Regions from separate parts of the Mus musculus genome. Here region 2 is linked to region 1. The links are chromatin loops, found by intact Hi-C in ENCODE. Cell type or tissue: gastrocnemius. All regions are shown on one strand. Links, peaks and the distances in the headings refer to the core of each region. The heading gives the core; the rest is flanking DNA.

Evidence for each region. Hi-C counts contacts between places; a loop is a spot of excess contacts. Peaks named below come from ENCODE experiments on the same cell type or tissue, not always from the same donor. Only the 100,000 strongest peaks of a DNase experiment are listed, where the experiment ranks them.
Region 2: a loop joins it to region 1, with 2.1 times the contacts of the local background. A loop is called at or near these places in 3 of 42 quality-filtered maps.

What each region holds. Positions count from the first base shown.
Region 1 is chr13:73,816,762-73,827,929 of GRCm38, forward strand. Nkd2 (naked cuticle 2) reads right to left here. Exons shown (of 10, transcript NM_028186.5): 4 at 10,116-10,176; 5 at 8,923-9,050; 6 at 8,305-8,400; 7 at 7,488-7,632; 8 at 6,511-6,595; 9 at 5,929-6,056; 10 at 1,773-4,776. The coding sequence ends at 4,199. Among named protein-coding and RNA genes, the nearest start is that of Gm30303, 25 kb to the right of the region's middle. In gastrocnemius, for the core only: a CTCF peak has its summit at 5,647 (motif pointing left); DNase peaks (open chromatin) are centred at 4,200 and 5,656.
Region 2 is chr13:73,501,887-73,509,886 of GRCm38, forward strand. It overlaps Lpcat1 (lysophosphatidylcholine acyltransferase 1), which reads left to right. Exons shown (of 14, transcript NM_145376.6): 8 at 1,155-1,209; 9 at 3,616-3,698. Among named protein-coding and RNA genes, the nearest start is that of Slc6a3, 31 kb to the right of the region's middle. In gastrocnemius, for the core only: CTCF peaks have their summits at 1,068 and 4,038 (motif pointing left); DNase peaks (open chromatin) are centred at 1,060, 4,028 and 4,286; H3K27ac peaks cover 1,005 bases.

The DNA of each region.
Region 1 (11,168 bases), core at 1,957-9,956:
TGCCTCATTTCCATAGAATTCAGTGGTGGCAGAAGCAGTACTTACCTATTCCTTCCCAGAGCTGCTCAGAGGCCCACTTCAAGACTGACCACCCAAGAGGCTAGACCACCCAGGGCTCTCAGGGTCAGGGGTGACCCTCCTGCATTGGAGAAGCTCTACAAAAATACAAGGGGAACTCTCGTGCCAACTTAGATTTGTCAACTCAGTACTGCCATTGTAGGGAATCAACTCAGAATTTTCTAAGGATGGGAGCCCCAGAATCACCACAGTGCAAGTGAGGCTATAATCTAGAAAATGGGGGACAGGTAGGAGGTGTTGAGTCACTGGGATACAGAACTGTGCAGCCATGGGACTGGTGTTGGCACCTCCGCAGTTGTTAAGTAGGTTTATCTCTATGGCCCAGGACATATCCCCACAAACCTTCTCCCTGGCATTCATCATGGTGTCTTCCATACCCAGGCATTCTGCAGCAGAGCAGTGTTTGGTTATAGAAACGGGGCTCTTGACCCGTGGCATCACGCACAAGCCTGGGAGACTTACTCAGAAGCTGCCCCATAGTATGGGAGTCCTCTCAGGTTGGGTCCCAAAAGAAGCAAATCCAAGAAAACCGTTTGTAATTCAAGGAAGGGGGGTAGTTCAGGAAAGACTGCCAAGGAAGCACAGAGCTGCCTTTGGGAGGATGTTCTGATGTAGAAGCTTGACATGCTAATGACTGATGAGTGATGTAGTCACCCTGTCTGTGGTGAGCCTTGAATATAGTGGGCACAGTGTTGGCTATGGGAATGAACTGGGAGAGTAGCTGTCCTTTGGCCCTACTGGGGACCAGAGTTCTCATGCATGCATGGCTTAGAGCACATAGGCCTGGCATTCATGGTAATGATTACAAGTTCAGGCATAGGGGTGTCATTGGGAACAGACAGACACAGAGAACAGCTCAGGCATATATCCAGAGTCCTAACAACAGGTTCTATGGCAAGTATGAAGCTTAGGCAGGCGGTGTAGTCTTTGTAGCCTGTTACACCTTGCAGATGGGACTTTGTGAATATCGTTTGCCTTTGGGGGAAACACCATGCTGCAGTTTCCAGATGTCTGTCAGTAACTGATCCCTTCTGCTTAGGACACTAGGAACAGGAAGGGCAGCACCCCAGAATACCCCTGAGGAGGGGCTTGGCTCACTGACAAATCACATCCATGATGATATCACTGTAGTGAGGAACCCCAGGGCTGGGGATCAGCACACAGGCCACTTCATCAAAGGTCACAAAAACATGCAGCTGTGAACAGGCCCAAGGGAATAGCAGAGTGGACTTGCAGGCGGAAGGTACAAAGAGTATGCTCTGTCACCTAGAGTAGAACAAGGGACAGGCAGCAGGTCCTCTTGAGCTGCCCAGCAAAGGCCTGGGCTGTGTTAGTTCACATGGGGATGGTCCAATGGATGATGTCAAAGACACAGACTCCTTATTGGTTCTAAAGCCAGCTGAGAATGGCAGAGACTGCCTTCTGCTCTCAGAACTGGCCTTGATAGCAGGCAGGAGCAGTCTGCGTGTTTATGAGCCCTGAAGAGACAGGGTTACCCTGAAGGTTTAGAAGAACAAGGACCTTACACTTGTCTGAATTTGCTAGGAGACCTCCTATGTGTGAAAAAAGGACACGACCAACTCGGGGCAGCAGGATTCCAGATCATACTTGAGAAATTAAATAGAAACTGGAGTCAAAAGATTCACCCTGAAAGTGATGGGGTACCTGCTAAGAAAGGGTCATCTTGGCGACACTTCACTCCTGCGACAGTTTATTTGGGAATGTACATAGATCGGGTTGTTGAGTTCTAAGAATACACAGTAGCCACAACCTCCACATACACAGCCAAGGTTGGTTATTTTCCTCACCACAGCCACTGTCGTCTGTTGCCAGGTACTACCAACTGCCACAGAGACACCATCCTGGCACCCAGCACAGGGTGGACTAAGCATCACCACCTCTATCTTTCTTACCTCTGTCTCCATTTTCAACATTGCAGTTTTACTACTAGGTAGTCCTGGAGTTATCCCAAGCCAAGTTCCTGCATCTCAGTAGATCCACTGTTCTCAGACACTAGTGACCACGTCCAGAGTGGCTACGTGCTGGAGAACATGAGCAGTTTGGGGACAGGGGAGGCGGTGTCACTAGATAGTCCAGTCTGGTCTTGGATTGTAGCTCTTGATGTAGCCTCCCACAAGCTCTCACTGCCACACCCAACTAAATGGTCTGGGTGTTTCTCATTTACTTCACAAGTGCTTTCCCATCTCTTTAGGTCTTATCATGGTACGGAGGGAGAACTCTCAGCTGTCTGGGGTGGTGTACCCCCCTCCACTTAACACTCACACAGTGGCAGGTGCTCGGCCCCTGCCATGAGCTTGTCAGGGCTTCCACCTGCCCTGCATTTTTAAAACGTGAAGCCAGGGCTCAGGCTTGGCTGAATCTCCCCACTTCCCATGCTGCTGCAGCTGGACCATGGCCCTAGGTGTCATTGGGGATATCCTGTAGGACATCTCTCAGGGCCTGAAAGGACTTTTTTTTTTTTTTTTTTGAAAAAAGCTTATGTTCATTGGTGTTTTATCTACATGTATGTCTGTGTGAGGGTGTTGGAAGCCCTAGAATTGGAGTTACAGACAGTTGTGAACTGCCATGTGGGGGTGCTGGGAATTGAGCCCAGGACCTCTGGAAGAGCAGCCTCTTAACTGCTGAGCCATCTCTTCAGCCTCCTGAAAGGACCTCTTAGCACAAGCCCAATATAAGAGTGCTGCATACTGAGAGAGAAACTGGGTGGCCATGCTGATTCAATCCCTCTGCTGTGGTGTGGGTGGTGGAACCTCACATACATGCCATCTCTACATCCATGACGTGGGTACTTTAGTCATGTTGTAAGGAAAGGGTGACACACTCTAGTCATTTTCGTTTTGGGGAGCATGTCTAGCTAACAGTGAACAGCCTACAGAGGACTGATGGTCCCCAGGTCAGAGACATCACATTCAGGTCTTCGGGAATTCCTTAGAATAGGCACGGGGTTGAGGGGAAAGGAGATAAACATAAGGTTGTGTCGCTTCTCAACAGTCTGCATAAGCTGGAGCCCACGGAGTCCATCTGGAGCTTGGTGTTTCTTGTTAACATGAGCTGAACTCTGGGTTTAGAGTTCTGGTTTTTCTTAGTCTAGAAATCCCTTATTAAGAAGCATTGCTATGGAGTTGTGTGCGTCAAGCAGTATAAGCCAGGACGGTTCTACAGCATTCACCCTCCACAAGTACCTGTCATCTTCACCTGCAGCTACGGTGTGTCAGTACACTACCCACCGCTCTCAGAAAAGTGTTTTAATACAAGGGTATGTGTGCCTTGTTACAGAATGCACAATTCTTTATTATGCCAAGAAGGCATCATGCCCAACTTTCATAAACTCACAAGAGGTTAAAAAGTTCCTCTTGTTCTGTCCTGCTGGTGGAACCATGAAAATTGTGGCTTCTTGAGGACCCCATACCTTTGCAGCCTTTATGGAGGGACATCTAAGTATCACTTGGCTATGCACAGCCTGAATGAGGACCTCCAGCATTGTACCTGATCCTTCTCATCCCAACCCGTCTGGGTCTTATCCATATCTACCTAGGATGCTGGAAGCTCGACACCAAGCCTCATGCTGCCCACGGAACGTCACTCTGTCCCTCTGCTCAACAGTGCCCCCTCCACATTTGCTGATAATCTGGCCTCTTTGTTTTGCTTTGTTTAACATGGTACACTGAAGAAGAACCACTTTCCAAGCCAGTCCACTGACTTTACAACATAGAAACTTCACAAAAAGCATTGCCTTTTCTATTCAGGTACCCGAAGGTCAAAGAACCATGAGGATACAAAGGATGCCTTCAAATATCCCATGGTCACACTGCAGCAAAAGCAGGAACAGATGCTTTTGTGCCCTCATGTATGGGCTTTCTGGATGACACAGGAGCACGTGTCCCTGGTAACCATCAGCTGCATCAAATGTACTGGTATCCAAATGGCATGGAGAAAGGTAGCTTTGTCCATGAATATCCAAGCCTGGTGCCATCTCCCTGGTGTGCCCCCTTGACATCTGCAGCTGGTGTTGAGCCAGGGGATGCTGTATTCTCTACTGGGCACATGCCAGCCCCTGCTCTGTTCCCAAGGGCATTTGGGCAGAGTGCTTGTTTGGGTGCTAGGATGGGTGGAAGTGGTGGTGGTGGTGATGGTGGTGGTGCTCATGGTGATGGTGGTGTTCATGCCTCTGGACCACAGGCATCACATAGCCCTCAGGCCCCAGCATGGGAGGCAGGTCCCGTACTACTTCATGCTCCACCATGGTAGGCTGGCCATGCCCCTTAAGTGGTGAGTGGCCTTCTCTGGCTTTCTGCCGGTACCGCTTGTGACCATAGGGCTGCGGTGGAGGCTGTGGTGGGGGCTGAGGAAGGTGGTGGCCATCCTGAGCACTCTGGGGCAATGGCACGGCCTGCAGGCAATAGCTGAGAGCTTTCCCTGGCTTGCCACTGCCTGGTGTCCCAAGAGGTTTTCCTGGACCCTTAGGAGACCTGAGGAACTGCTTCTCCTGCCCCTTGATCCGGGGCTGTGCAGCCAGGGCCCGGGTGGCAGGCTCATTAGCTGGTATGACATGCTCAGCCAGGACTTGAGACCTGCGGTGGTGTATAGCGTGGGCATCCGACTCTTGTGATCGGGACCTGCTTGGAATGTGTGTGGCCCTGCCATGATGTTCTTGCCTGGCCTGCTCAGGTGGTGACCCTAGGGACAAGACAAAGGTGGTCCAGAGTAAGGCTTGAGATATGTCATAACTGTACTATGGGTTTGCAATAGAGCTGGCTTTCTGTCTGGGTCACGTCTCAGATGGCCACATGCCCCAAGCTGGGCAGGGAGAAGTAAAAGCTCAGCCCCCCACATATTTTATACTCCATCTGGGTGTCAGACACCTCATTAAAGAGCCTGAATGTCACTCCTTAAAGGGGTTTGGCCACTCTGGGATTTTACTGCTTGGGTCAGCTGGCCTTTTGTCCCTATTGTGGGTCCTATTAAGGAGATTCTCTACTGGGATAGACAGAACCCTTCTAGGATATGAGGAGGGGGTGACAGAAAGTTATGTCACTCTAGGGGGCACTCCACTGAGATGAGATCAAGCCCACTTCCAGGATAGTCTGGTTGCAGCTTCATGAAATGCTTAAACCCTTAAGGTCAGCCCTATGCAGTGGCCTTAGTACATGGGGCCAATTGAGGTCACACTTCCCACTAAACCCTTTAGAGTCCCTCTCCAGATGCCACCCCTCCTTCCACCCAGCGTCAGAGGATCAAAGCTCTAGTACAAAGCACATGGAGCCAGCCATTCCCAAGTGTGGGTCAACTTCAGCCAGGGACTTCTAGCTGATCAGAGATATTATCACAATGGACAGATTGCCTGCATGGACTCTCAGGGATGCCTAGTGTGGATGGGGGGATAGTAGAGGACTTGGCCTCCAGCTTTCAGAGTGCCAGCCAGGCTGTAGTTCATGAGTCTCTAAAGGTTACAAGAGGCACAAAACCAGAAAGGAACCTCGTGTCTACAATGCTGGCTGTCCACTTGTCCTCAAGCTGGTAATTCTGCCCTAACTGCCAGCTCCCCCTGCTGGAAGGCTCATGAACATACATCTAGTAGTTTTATATCTTCCCTAAGCCAGAGTATGTCTCATACATACACCTGGATGTTGAACCACCTTGCTTTCCAGGCCCCTTGCCAATGACAGAAGGGTAAGCTGTGAGTTCACATCTAGGCAGAGGATAATGGGGCACCCAAGTGGGGTGGGGACACCTGGAACCCAACATCCAGAGCCCCTTGCCTACTTGCACCTTCAGGGAGACATCTATACCCAGAGGGTAGATACAGGGTGGGAGTCCTCCAGTACCTACCAGGACCAAACTTAGATGTGTAGTTCTCGATGCCAGCAAGGTCTAGGTAGTGGTTTCTGCGCTCTGTGTTCTCATCCACACAGTAGGGCACTCGCACAGAGCAGGGCTGGGGATCAGCATTGGGCTTCCTGTATGGAGCAGAGGATAGGCCTGACAATTTGCTCAAGGCCAGACTTTAAGTCATATAACAGGGCTGCTTGCAGAAGTGGATGGTGTTCGAGGATGTCTAAGGAGGGACGTTGACTAGTATCCAGTACCCAGAGAAGGCGGAAGTGACACAGTTGGACAATGTTGTATGTTGTCCAGAGAATTAAGGTCCACAACCCATGATGGCAGCCTATCAGCACCCAGGATACTACCACATGTCTCACAGGGCTTGAGTGACCCTAAATTTAGGGTGTTCTCTGTTTACCTACCTGGGACCACAATGCCCCCTGCTCCCTTCTGTTGGATAGACATGGTGCTCAGCCCCACAAGGTACCCTCACTCTTCATAGCACACAGTGTCTACCTGTCTCAGCACCCCGCCTGACAGGACACTGGGGAGGCTAGCAGGAAGCCAACCACTGAACTCACATCTCACCTGCTGTAGGCGGATAGCCTTCTGTCAGCCACTCGGGGCTCATCTGTGAGCTCAATCTCTGTTCTGCCACGAGTGGGCTCCCGGTCTGAAAGAAAGGCATCCCATTCATTCATTCATTCATTCATTTCATTCATCCTTTGCAGTTCAGTTATTCACTCACCCCTGACCCACCTGCTTATCCACGCATGCATTTCTTCTGCCTATTCATGTTACAAATCTGAACATCCATCCACACTCATCACAGGCATGCTATAACCAGTGCTGTCCTTGAACTCCACCCCCCATGTTAAGGCAGAGGGTTTATTCCACATCATACATCATTATACAAGACATTGCCTCTTATACACGGACAGGGGTGCAGGGATTTGATAGTTTAGGCTGTCTTAGAAGCACAGTATGTGTGGAGTTAATGGTTTAAAATAAATTAATGGTTAGATACAAAGAAAAATGACTGGATTTGCAGAGCACATGTAACAGAGGCGAAGGCCAAATTTTATCAGTGCATGGGATAAAGTGCTGGGGGGAGACGCTCCATGCTGATTATGAACAGTTAAAAAACAAGTTAAGGCTGGCCTTGAACTTTTAACCCTGTTGCTTCCCTAGCGCTTAGATTCCAGGCCTATGCCACCATGCCCTTTGTTAATGAATTACTTTCCTTGCTCGTTCTATCCATTCATTAAGCAAACAGTTTCGTCTTCTGCCAGGTGCCAGGTTCTGCTTGGGACATTGTGGAAGCAAGAAGTTTTTGACTGGAAGTAGTTAGGGAACCTGAACAACACTGATACCCAGGGCCAGTGGTGGGGAGATAACGGTGGGGAAGGGCAAGTGTAAAAAGCATTAAGTTAGGTGGCTGAGGGTGTGGCCTGCCCCCGCAGGCCTGTCTTAGGGGTGGTGCTGTCCCTGCAGGCCTGGTTTAGGGAGATGCTCATGGAGATGATATTGTTTGTACAGGAAGGCTCCTGGCATAGACCCCTCACCTTGGCCAGTGAGAGGACATTCCTTCTTGCTGGAGGGTTCAGGGCTGACAGTTAGCTTCACTCGAAGGGTCTTGCTGCTGCCGGAGGAGTGATTGACAGAGGCATCGACAACCTCGTAGATGGTGTGCATCAGGCTGGACATGTCCTGGGGCCAACATGACAGACTTCAAGGGACAGTTTTCCTTTCCTTACCAAGCATGTATTCACCCCCTGTCCACAGCAGGCACCTTGGGTCCATTTACTCCCCATCAGACACTGACTTATACCCAGATTAGACCCAGGATGTTGTACATGGCTTAAAGGTAGCCCTGCTGTCTGTCCTTGAGGCCAGGGTTAGCCTAACCTTTGATTTTTATATTCTAGAACATTAGACGAGCAAGCAGATAAGCTTTCTCTCTAGATACACTTTTTTTCAGCACCATTGTCATGGCCAATGAAGATGCTTCCTCTGCCTCTTTTAGACACAGTTCAATGGAGCAAGGACACTCCACAGGCCCAGGCTGCCTGGCCTAGGGATGTCAGAGCTATAGAAAAAGACCGTGCTGGAATTGGTGATAAGACTTGTGCAGACTGCCAGAGTAAGGAGACGCTGATACTAGCTAGGTCAGGATGTTAAAATGGGCTCTGCCTCCCCTTCTGTCTTAGGAAAGTTCTAGTCTCTTCTTTCTCCCCAGTCAGGGCTCACTCTGTCTCTCTATCTAAGGATTCAGACATTATCTATCCATCTGTCTACTGAACCAGATTGGTTCCAGATCTCAAGAGGTCTTACCCCCGACTCCTCATCCTATGGGTGGACTGACAGAGGTGGGCGTATTACCTCTCTGGTGACTTTCCCACTGTTGTCAAAGTCATACAATGTGAATGTCCATTCTTGGCGGTTGTCTTCTTCCACTGAGACGTCACACTGCAGTGCCTGTAGGCAGCATGCAGGGGTAGGAGGCAAGGAAGAATCAACTGGCGCCTGAGACCCGAGTGCCCCAACTGAGGCTCTTCCTGGTTGTCAGCCAGGAAGAGGTAGCTCAGGAGAAGTTGGCTTGCATCCCTCAACCCTGCTTCTTGCCCACCCCCGCCCCCTAGTGAGGAGCCGATTCCATGCTTCATGACTCAGTTTCCCCCCTGTGGCATCTGTCTCTGCTCATGCAAATACTCAGGGTCACTTCGAGTTGGAGGAATTAGGACTGTGTGTTCCTGCTGCTCCCCTCTGTCGTTCCCTGACCAGTAGTGCTAGATACCTATTACATCTGCCTAGCAACGTCAAGGTCACAGCAATACCAGGCAAACCCCCAGAGCATCACATTTTAGTCCTGTGGTAAGGCCTCAGAGAGGCTAAGGAAACCACAGAGCTGGGATGACCATGGTTCCCATTTAGGGCCACCACTAATCATGCTGGGGCCCAGGGAGACACTTACGCAGATGTACACAGGAGAGGACTTACGTCAATGTTCAAGTGCTTCTTGCTAAGTCTCAGTGGACCCTCACGGCTTGCTGCCTTCTCCCCATCATCTGTGCTGAAGAGCTGGCCCTGGCCCTCATGGCCCTCAGACTTCTCAGGGGGCAGCACAACTGAAAGGGCAAGAGGAGGTGAGACAAGGGCCTGTCCCATGTGGGTAGCGTGACTATCTTGCTCTATTCTGTTCTACATGAGCTCTGAGCTAGAGCCTGCTCCTGTAGAATAGGAAAGTAGTGAGAAGAGAGAGGCCTCACTTGGGTTAGTTCAACTATGTATACCCTGGCTGTACTTTGCAGTCTGTAGTGACTTTCAGTGAGCAATCTGTCTCCTCTAGGCTGACATTGTACAGATGAGGTGGGAGAAGGACCTTCAAGATCAAAACAGAGTAGTCACCACTCCTGAGTCCTCCAGGAGAGTGAGTCCCTGTATCCCCAGGTTTTCTCCTCATTTTCTAATGCCTTCATCCAAAACCCACTGGCAAGGCCACATGTGGGCTAGCTGTTGGCCAAGCAGTCTTGTCTCCCCTGACTTCCAGTGTGAATGGATAAGAAGCCCTGTTTCTGGGGCTCACATATTCTCAGGGTCTCAAGCTGTGTCTTGACAGGGGCCCAGGTTGTTGGTCAGGTGTCTGTCCAGGTATGAGCTGAGAGGATGCCCAGTACCTGAGTTGCAGTAGGCAGTGCTAGGAGTCCCTCTGGGCTTCAGCAGATGTCTGAAGGGGGATCTATAGGCTAGTGCACCTACTAACTAGAAGCCGGTAAGAACTCATCACTTCTCTGTGTGGGGCTAACTCCACCAAAGATACACACATATGATAGTGACTCAAGCAGGGTTCAAGTCACAGATTTAGGACCACTCCACCACTCCACAACTGGTGCAGCAAGTGGCCATGACATTAGCTCAAAATTCAAGAGCACCAGTCCATGCAACCCAACCTCCCCACTCAGTCCCAGAACTACATACACAAACCACTGTACAGGGACCCTGTGGCTCAATATTTTGCTTCTCCTGTGGACATATCCGAGCTGCCTGCTTGGTAAGGAATCTCAGGTAACAGGTCTCTGCTTACTAAAGAACTAGCTTCTCTTGCGACTAGGAAGCAACTGATCTCAGTTGTATGCCAGTGTTGAGGGTTTTGTGGTGTGAGTCCTAGGCTCGGGGTAAAGAGCTAGACTTACCTTCTAGGGAACCCTTGTCGTCCCAGAAAGGCCCCTCCTTAGGGTCTCCATTGAGCAGCTCCTGGAAAACAACATGGCAACATAGGATTACGAACTCTAGACTGAGAAGAGCAGAGGAGGACAACAAATAAGCCTGAGCCTGAGACCTCAATAGAAACCAGCATCAGGCCTCTAAGAGGCCTTCTCGGCGTGATCTGTGGGCCCACCTAGACCACCAGCTCCTTCCAGCTTCACACAGCAGAATGTACAAATGTTGTGTGCTAGAGTCATTTCTAGGACTTGGCCTCATTGCCTGGAAGCAAAACCCACTTTCAAGCGAGACTTAGGATCTCCCAGGGCTCAGTCCCAACACTGCCAACCCACATGTATAGAAGCCTCTAATCCAAGAACCCTTATGTGTTGTCACTCTGTTCCTGGCCTAGCTTGCAAAGCTTTCCACCAAAACTGACCCCCCCCCATGGTACCCAGGGTGGCATTCACTGGAGCAGCAAAGGGGCCACGGCCTCCTTCAGGGCTGGGCTGAGGAGCAGGGATGACTGCCAAGAAACATCCTTAGCCCACAGCTGATCCCAAGACAAGTTATGGGAAAACGGGAAGGACTTCAAACACATCCAGGCAACATTTCAGCCAAGAGACTCTGCAGAACAAAAGCTCACATGGTTCTCGTGAATAACCCGCAGAAGCAAAGGCTACAAGAAAGGAAATATAAAACGTGCCACGGAAGCCATCTGCAATCAAAGGGCCCTTCGGGACAGGAGAGCTCGCAGCCCCCAGCCCAGCACTCAGGGCCCCGGGGAGCATTTCCCACCAGTTGTTTCCTGGCATTTCTGTTTGACTCCAGGTGGCTTCAAAGTTTCAAACCCTCAAGGAGATGGGAAGTTGAGCTAAGATTCATTCGTCTGGCAACGTCCCTGGGGATTACATGGGCCAGATGAGCCCTTGGGTTGGTAGCTGGGGACAGGAGGAAGATAAGACTCCTCAATTTTATATCTCATCCGGAAAAAGTATCCCAGGTACACTTTGACACATTCTCACTTGTCAGGGACTACAGGG
Region 2 (8,000 bases), core at 1-8,000, 320 kb before region 1:
AAGGGGCCATCCAGGGACAAGACAGCCTCAAGGCCTTCAAGGAGGAAGTCAAGTCAGATACAAGTTTGCTCCTAGGCCTTCCAAAGTATTTGGAGCACAGTGCTGGGGCAGTGCCACTCCAGTGATGTCAGACCACCACTTCTGAGGCAGGAAGTCAGGCTGAGAGGAGTACTTGGAACTGGGCTCCAGTGTCTCTTCCTGGGCTCAAGCTGACATAGTAGGGCAGAAACAGATTGGCTCAAAATTAGGGGTTGTCTTAGTCAGGGTTTCTATTCCTGCACAAACATGACCAAGAAGCAGTTGGGGAGGAAAGAGTTTATTCAGCTTACACTTAGCACATTACTGTTCATCTCTAAAGGAAGTCAGGACTGGAACTCAAGCAGGTCAGGAAGTAGGAGCTGGTGCAGAGGCCATGGAGGGATGTTCTTTACTGCCTTGCTTCCCCTGGCTTGCTCAGCCTGCTCTCTTATAGAACCCAAGACTACCAGCCCAGAGATGGCACCACCCATAAGGGGACCTCCCCACTTGATCACTAGTTGAGAAAATGCCTAACAGCTGGATCTCGTAGAGGCATTTCCCCAACTGAAGCTCCTTTCTCTGTGATAACTCCAGCCTGTGTCAAGTTGACACAAAACTAGCCAGTACAGGGGATGACTGACTTCAAGGGGGTGAGAAAAGAATGTGGCCTCAAGGATGGGAACTCCAGGTAGTTCTGTAATTCCATTAAGACAAACAAGTGGTGGCAACAACACTCAATATCTAGGACCCTGGAAGTCAGGCAAATGGGCCATGGCATGACTTAAAGCCTGGATCTCTGTCTGCCTAGATTAGGTAGCTGGGCATCCTGGAGACAAGGCTGTCAAAGCAGAAGGACAAGGGGAGTATATACCTGTCTAGAATAACCAAAGGACCAAAGCAAATATTTAACCAGAAAACCAAAGATCCCTGCCTGGTTAAAATCATATTTGCTCAGGTTTTTTTTTTTTTTTTTTTTTTTTTAACCTTTCAACTTTAGAAGACTCCCATTCCTCCCCGACTCACTGCTCAGCAGCACCTCCTAGAGGCTCTGGGCAGAATCTGGAATCATTCAGCTATAAGAAAAAGGAGCCTTACTTTTTAACCGGGTTGTAAATTTATTCAATGCTGTTTTTAAGGTTGAAAATCCTGTGGCTCACTCTGTGCCAGTTTCAAAACCAAGTGGAAATTGAAGTGAGTGGACATAGTGTTATGAAGTACGGGTAGTGGGTGGGGTGGGGGTGGTATCTGGCTAGGGTCAGTTCTGCCATGGGTTTTGGGACACTGGGTTTCATTGGGGTCTGAAATCCTGCAGCTTTTGAACATTATTAGACTTGGAGCTGTGTGAATACAGTGTCACAATGTTACACTGGGATATGAATGGATACAATGTGCTACACTGGAGTCTGTTACAGCAGGGTTAAACACCCCCACCCCCCATTTGTGTGAATACAGTGTCATACAGTGTTACACTGGGGTCTGTAATGTTACAGTGCTACAACAATGTTAACCCAGAGCTGTGTGGATACAATGTCACATAATGTTGCACTGAGACTCTTATTGACACAATATCATACAGTGTAACGCTGTAATCTGATACTTATTTAAAATGCTATTAAGCAAGAGCTGTGCTGATTGTTACAAAGTATTTAATCTATACAGATACTGTTACATAGCAGTCCTTAAGTATCTTTTCATTTGTCTTGGTCCTAGAAGAACTTTAAAGTCATCTTTCTTTAGTGGCCTTGTGCCCTTTGTATAGCTTAAATACATTTGGATGGGATTTTTTAAAAAAAGATTTGTTTGTTTTTATTTTGTGTTTATTGGTATTTTGCTTGCATGTATGTGCACTATGTATGTGTGTTGCCTATAAAAGTCAGAAGAGGGTGCCATATCCTCTAGAACTGGAGTTACAGGTGGTTGTTAGCTGCCAAATGAATGCTGGAAACAGAACCTCTGAGCCATCTCTTTAGCCCCTCGACAGGATTTTTAAAAATTAACAAGGAAACTAAAGCAATCATTTTTTTTTATTGAGATGAAGAGTATATAAGAGTATATAAAATTGTCTAAGAGTATATAAAATTGATACATATACATCTTTTTGCCAGCAAGACAGTGGTAGCACATGCCTTTAACCTTAGTACTCAGGAGGCAAAGACAGGCAGGTCTCTTGAGTTCCAAGGCCGCCCCAGCTACAAAGAGAAACCCTGTCTTAAAAAAAAAAAAAAAAAAAAAAAAAAAAACCAATAAAAAGAGAAACCTTTTTGCCTTCAGTACTAATACTACTATAGCTAGATTTGAATAACTAAATTCATTCTGTCACTTTACTGCTTAGCTGTAAGTCATGGAGTATAACCCGCCATCCCAGCTCCCAGCTCCTGGCAGGTTCCTAAGTACTGAACTTACCCTCTTGGCTAAATTCAGTACAATCATATGTGTGGCCTATAGAATTTTCTCTAAGTAGAAGGATTGGTGTTTTTGATTTTGGATTTGTTATTTGTTTTTCTTTTAAAAAGAAAATAAAGAATAAAAAGGGAATTCTTCTGATGGGCCTACATCTAACCTCAGAGATGAGTTTATGCACTCCTGTATTGAGTCAAACAGTCTGTTTACTTCCCATAAGTACTGCAGAGCATTACAAAATGGACAGATGAGCTAATGTGACTTCTACTAAGAGCCCAGCCCAGAGCGTGCTGGTCCTTCTGCTGTGGATCTTTCTGTGGCTCTTCTCTCAGCTGTCAGGAGAGAACAGAATCAGGTCTGAGAAGGAACATGGTCTTGTACTGGTTGGGACCCCTGTGGTTTTGAGCAGAACTGTTCCAGACCTGGTCTCATCTTCAGATAAGAGAAACTGAGAATGGCCCTGTAATAATCTTTACATATCCTTCTTCACATTGCCTGGTATATGGTACCGTTAATGAGAAAGACCATTGTAATTTTCGAAATTCCTAAAATGTAACTGTAAACACATTACACACTGTATGCTAGGTTTTCAGGATGTTCCTATATTCTTAATATCTTCATTTAAGAATAGGAATCAGAAATAGTCTTTTGACTTTTCATGCATGGTAAAGTTGGCACTAACATGAGCCACTCGATCATTTTAAGTGCTGTATTTATAGGATGTTTTATCACAGAGATACAGTAGATTTCAGGTGTAGAAACTGTAGTATTACAGAACTGCATTCTCTATAATCCCCAACATAAAACTGTCATGGAAGGATAGAAATATGCATATCATTAGGAGTTGAACATTGTACCCTGGGCCAGTAAGTACTCCTGGTTAGCAGTGCTGAGCTATAAAGTTTGCAGGTGTGTGAGTGAGTGAGTGAGTGTGAGTGTGAGTGTGAGTATATATGTATTGTGTATGTCTGTGTGTACACATACATGCACATGGGTGTTGTGTGCCTGTGGGTCTAGATATGTGTATGTGTAGTGTGGACATTGTAGTTATGAGTATGTAAATATGTATAGTCATGGGTGGACAATTCCAGAGGAAGGGTTCTGCTAGTTTTAATGTCACACAGGTAACCATTATGGTGGCTTTGGTGGGATCAGTGCCATGCCTTAGCAGAGATAACACCGTTCTTCTGTTCTCAGTTTCTGCCTGTGTATTGCCCTTCTGAAGAGGAGAAGAGGAATCCTGCCCTGTATGCCAGCAATGTGAGGCGTGTCATGGCCAAGTGAGTGAGCGGCTGCCAGCGGTGCTGGGGAAGTGGGTTTGTACAAGAGTGAACACGCAGGCTCTGCATGTGCTAGCAGTATCGTGTGCTTGCCCTTGAGTTTGTGTCTCCTGCTTTTATCTGATGATGTTTTGACTTGTTTAACATTTAGAAGATGGTTAATCTTTGCTTCATTTCGCAAGTTTCAAACCCGCCGTAGTAATCTGTGACCCTGGTGTGTTTTGGGGTCATGCACTGACCTGGGAAGATGTCAGTCTCAGGTCACAGCCTCCTTGAGGCTTCACTGTGCTTCTGTCTGGGGATTGTTTGCTGGCACTCTCACGCCCCCTGCTGGGCAGAATTGTAGTATCTGTATGTTTAAGCCCCTAGGGTGTCCTGTGCTGCCATCTGCCTCTGGTGTACAGTTGAGAACATAAGTATTGTTTTCTCTTTCTGGTTCCTGGAGTCTGGACAGTGATGCAAGTACCCTTTTTCTCTGACTTTCTGAGCCCTATCTCTCATTCATATACTTAAAACAAGGTCCCTAATATTCCTCATACACACCAGGCAAAAATCGCAGCCCCAGGGGGCCAGCCTTGTTTCGTCTCCTGAAGAGGCTGTATACAGTGGAGCTTAACTGTAGCCTCTACCAATAGCACCTGCTGGAACCTTTGAGGTTCCTCCACCTGGCAGTGGGGATGGGGGCAGGGAGGGCTGTCCCACTCTCAGTTCCTGACAACAGACCTGGAGAGAGCATTCTAGGAGCGCATCTGACAAGACCCCAGCTCAGATCTGTAATCACTGTTTAGAGCTGGTTCTTGCCTACTTCCTCCTTGTCCCACTTGAATGGTATATGCCCAGAGAAGGAGTGGGTTACTCCAGTCTCCACCCTGAAGTTCATTTAGCCTTCACCACAGACAACTCTGAGCACTTGTTAACTAAGGGACCACTCAGGCCAGGCCAAGGTCCCTGCATCCCTGTCTTCCATTCTGACTTGATCTGCTTTGAGGGTGGAAGAAAGAAATTGGATCTTTTAGAACTCAGCAAGTGATTGCCATTGTATTTATTACCAGATTATAGCACCTGCCTAAGTCAGATTTGGAGGGATTTTAAGGAGTTAGTGCAGAGAACAGAACACAGTGTTCTCTTACAGTACCATCCAATCCACCTTGAACTTGACTGCTGTGTGTCCTGTCCCATGCCCATCCCCGCCCCATGCTTCAGCCCCTTCTGTGGGCTGTCTGCAGCCCACATTCCTAACCGCATGTTATCATGTGCTTTCTGGTTGCTTGCTTATACAGCATTGCTGGGCAGCATCAGACTTACCAGAAGTGCATTTTCTGTTTTTGGTTTTCTTTCTTTCTCTTTTTAAAAGAGAAAGAAAATAAAAGTTGGGTGGGTATGGAGGTTGGGGGATCTGGGAGCGGTTGGGAAGGGGAAAACATGATCAGAATATATTGTATGAAATTATTTTCAATAAAATAATATTTTTGATATTATAATACACTTTTATTACTTCCCCCTCCCTTTCTTCCCTTCAGACTCTCCCATGTGCCCATTCACCCTTTCTCTTGCAAGCTCATAGCCTTTTTGGGGTGGAGGATGTTGTTTTATTCAAGGCAGGGTTTCTTTGTGTCACCTTGGCTATCCTGGAATTCACACTGTAGATCATGCTGGCCTTCAGTTCAGTAATCTGCTGCCCCTGCCTCCTGGCAGCCTCTTTTTCTCTAATCGTGTGTGTGTGTGTGTGTGTGTGTGTGTGTGTGTGTGTGAGTGTGTGAGTGTGTTGCTAAATACATAAATACAGCCTGTCTTTATAATGTTACTTGTATGTATGTATAATGTTACTTGTATGTATGTTTCCAGGGCTGACCATTTGGTGTTGGATAAGTCATCGGTGTGCTCACTCCTGGGAATATTATTTCTCCCACTCTCAGGATTCTTTAGTTGCCAGTGGTTCTTTGTGTAGGCCTCCCGAGCTTTCCCTGCCTATGCTAGCATGTATGTCTGTTGGTGCCATCCTTCTTCAGGTCATGTTTAGGCAGCCATGTTGGTAAGATTTCACTGGTATAGCATCTCTGATATTTCTAGGAGACACAACCTTACAGGAAACTCCCTGTTTCTCTGGCTTTGACAGTCTTTCTGCCCACTATTCCATGACTCTTGAGCAGTAGGTGCAGGAGTATCGGTCGACGCTGGGTTCTACAACTCTTTGTTTTGATCGGTTGTGGTTTTTCTATGGTCGTCTCTGTGGCGAGGGAAAGTTTCCTTGATGAAGGGTGGGAACGACACTTATCTATGGATATGAGGGCAAATATTTAGAACATAATTAGGGATTGTGCTGTAAGTTTAAAGATGTGGCAGTTACAGGCTATCCTTCAAGATCCATGACTTAAGTAGCCCTTGGTAGTTTGCTGGGTTTTTGGTACCAGACATGGTTTCCCTCTTAATGAACAGATGTTAAATCCGATAGAGAGCGTTCGGTTACTGCCAAGGTATGTGTGCCACTATCCTTCTGGTTACAGTGCCCTCAAGTCAGAGTTGTGCTTCTTACCCCTGCTAGCTGAGTAGCACCGATGGTCACTGCCCTCCTTTGGAAGCTTGCAAGTTACTGTATTCTGGTAACATGAAAGTTAATCTTCAGGAAGGAGGCTTTAAGGTCAGATCTAGCATGGAGGCCTCTGGGCCCTGTGTGGAAAATGCCTGGTGTCTTCAGTAGTAGGGATTTTCTTTTCACCTCTGAGGATAACCGAAGGCAGTATCAGTAGCCTGTGATGTTTTGAGTGTCTCTTGGACAACCTTGGCCAATAACTCAAAACAAAGGAAAGCCCATTCTTCTAAGGAGATTCCTAGGGGAGTTTTGTGGGGTTTTCTTCATAATGCATGTAGTGAGTTTTTCTCCATAAATGTGTTTAATATGGGGTGGGATGTATTTTTTTTTTCTTGAAATCTGACATATCCTTTATGACAGTTAAATTCTTAGGATAAGACCTTGTCCTATTGCAGAGGCCCTGTGGGATAATAAAATAGCTCCTCCAGGCCCATTGGTCTAAGGGCCTATGCTGTACTGATTGCATACAGAACATGCACACCTTGCAATTGTTCAGACCACAGACACACATGGTATTCGTGGAATGGGTAGCAGAAACAAGCAGACACAGGTCTGGGCAGCCTGAGTGCTGAGAAAGGGAAGTTTGAGATGGCTGTCAAGCACACATGTTCAGTGCAAATTGTGGACTGTAGCTGTAGGACTGTGGGGCTGAGCATTCTGTATAGCCATCCCTAAGGACTCGGCACTCAGCACTACTTCCCTTGGGGACTCAGCACTGCCACCCTGGGCTTCAGTCAAGGCTTTTGCTGGCCATAACCTACTTCCTCTCTTCCAGAGTTCATGTAAAAGTCTCATCCTGGCTGGCTCTGGGGAACATTCCAGTGGCAGGGGTGTCAGTTCCTGTTTGGGTCTTTTCTGTGGTTCCCTCACCCATTCCCTCTAGGTTTCCATTGACAGACCATGGGAGGGACCAGCTTCCTGGAGAGAACAGTGGCATTTCCTGCTTGTTTGTGTCTACCTCAGTGACATAGTGGCAGAGCTGCCCCTACCCTTGGACGCAGGAGAGTAAGCCTGGGGTCCAGGCCCCATGCTAGGCAAACTCTTCCATTCCAGCTCCTCCCAGGTTCCTTGATACCCATGGGAAAGAAAACACACCATGTTACCACAGCCCTAAGCCTCTGCCGAATGCCAGCCCTCGCCTCTGGTGGGCTCACAGCATGTAATGAACCTGAGGACCAGAGTCCAGAGGGTTTTCCTGCGAATCTGAGTGTTCAGTGTGTGCTTCTGTGATGGTTTTGCAGGCATCCCATTGGATGTCTGGGCAGTGCCAGCGTGTGGGCTCACTGCACGTAGGACACAGCAGAACTCTTGTTCTCAGGAGCCCTGTGCAGGGCACGATCTTAGGAAGTGGCAGCCACTCTCATTTTGCTTCTCTCTGTGTTCATAGAAATTTCTCTTCTTAGTATATAACTTAAAATAATGTTTTATATGGCTAAAATATTAGCACTTAATGTCATCTCGGCAAAAGCCTTGTCTACACATGATTAACTAGCTCCAGGTTCCAGGAGGGAAGGGAAGGACGTACCTACCCATCCTGGTCTCAGACAAGGGTATATGATGCTAATCAGCTGCTTCCCCTCAGGGAAGGCCCTGACATCCTGGTACTAGGGTGTCCAGTAGTCAATGCCTCTGGTGTCCCCTGGGCTTTCTTCTCTTGGTATGAGCATCTCTGTCATAGTGAGTGCCCCTCCCTCCCCTCCCCCCAGACCATC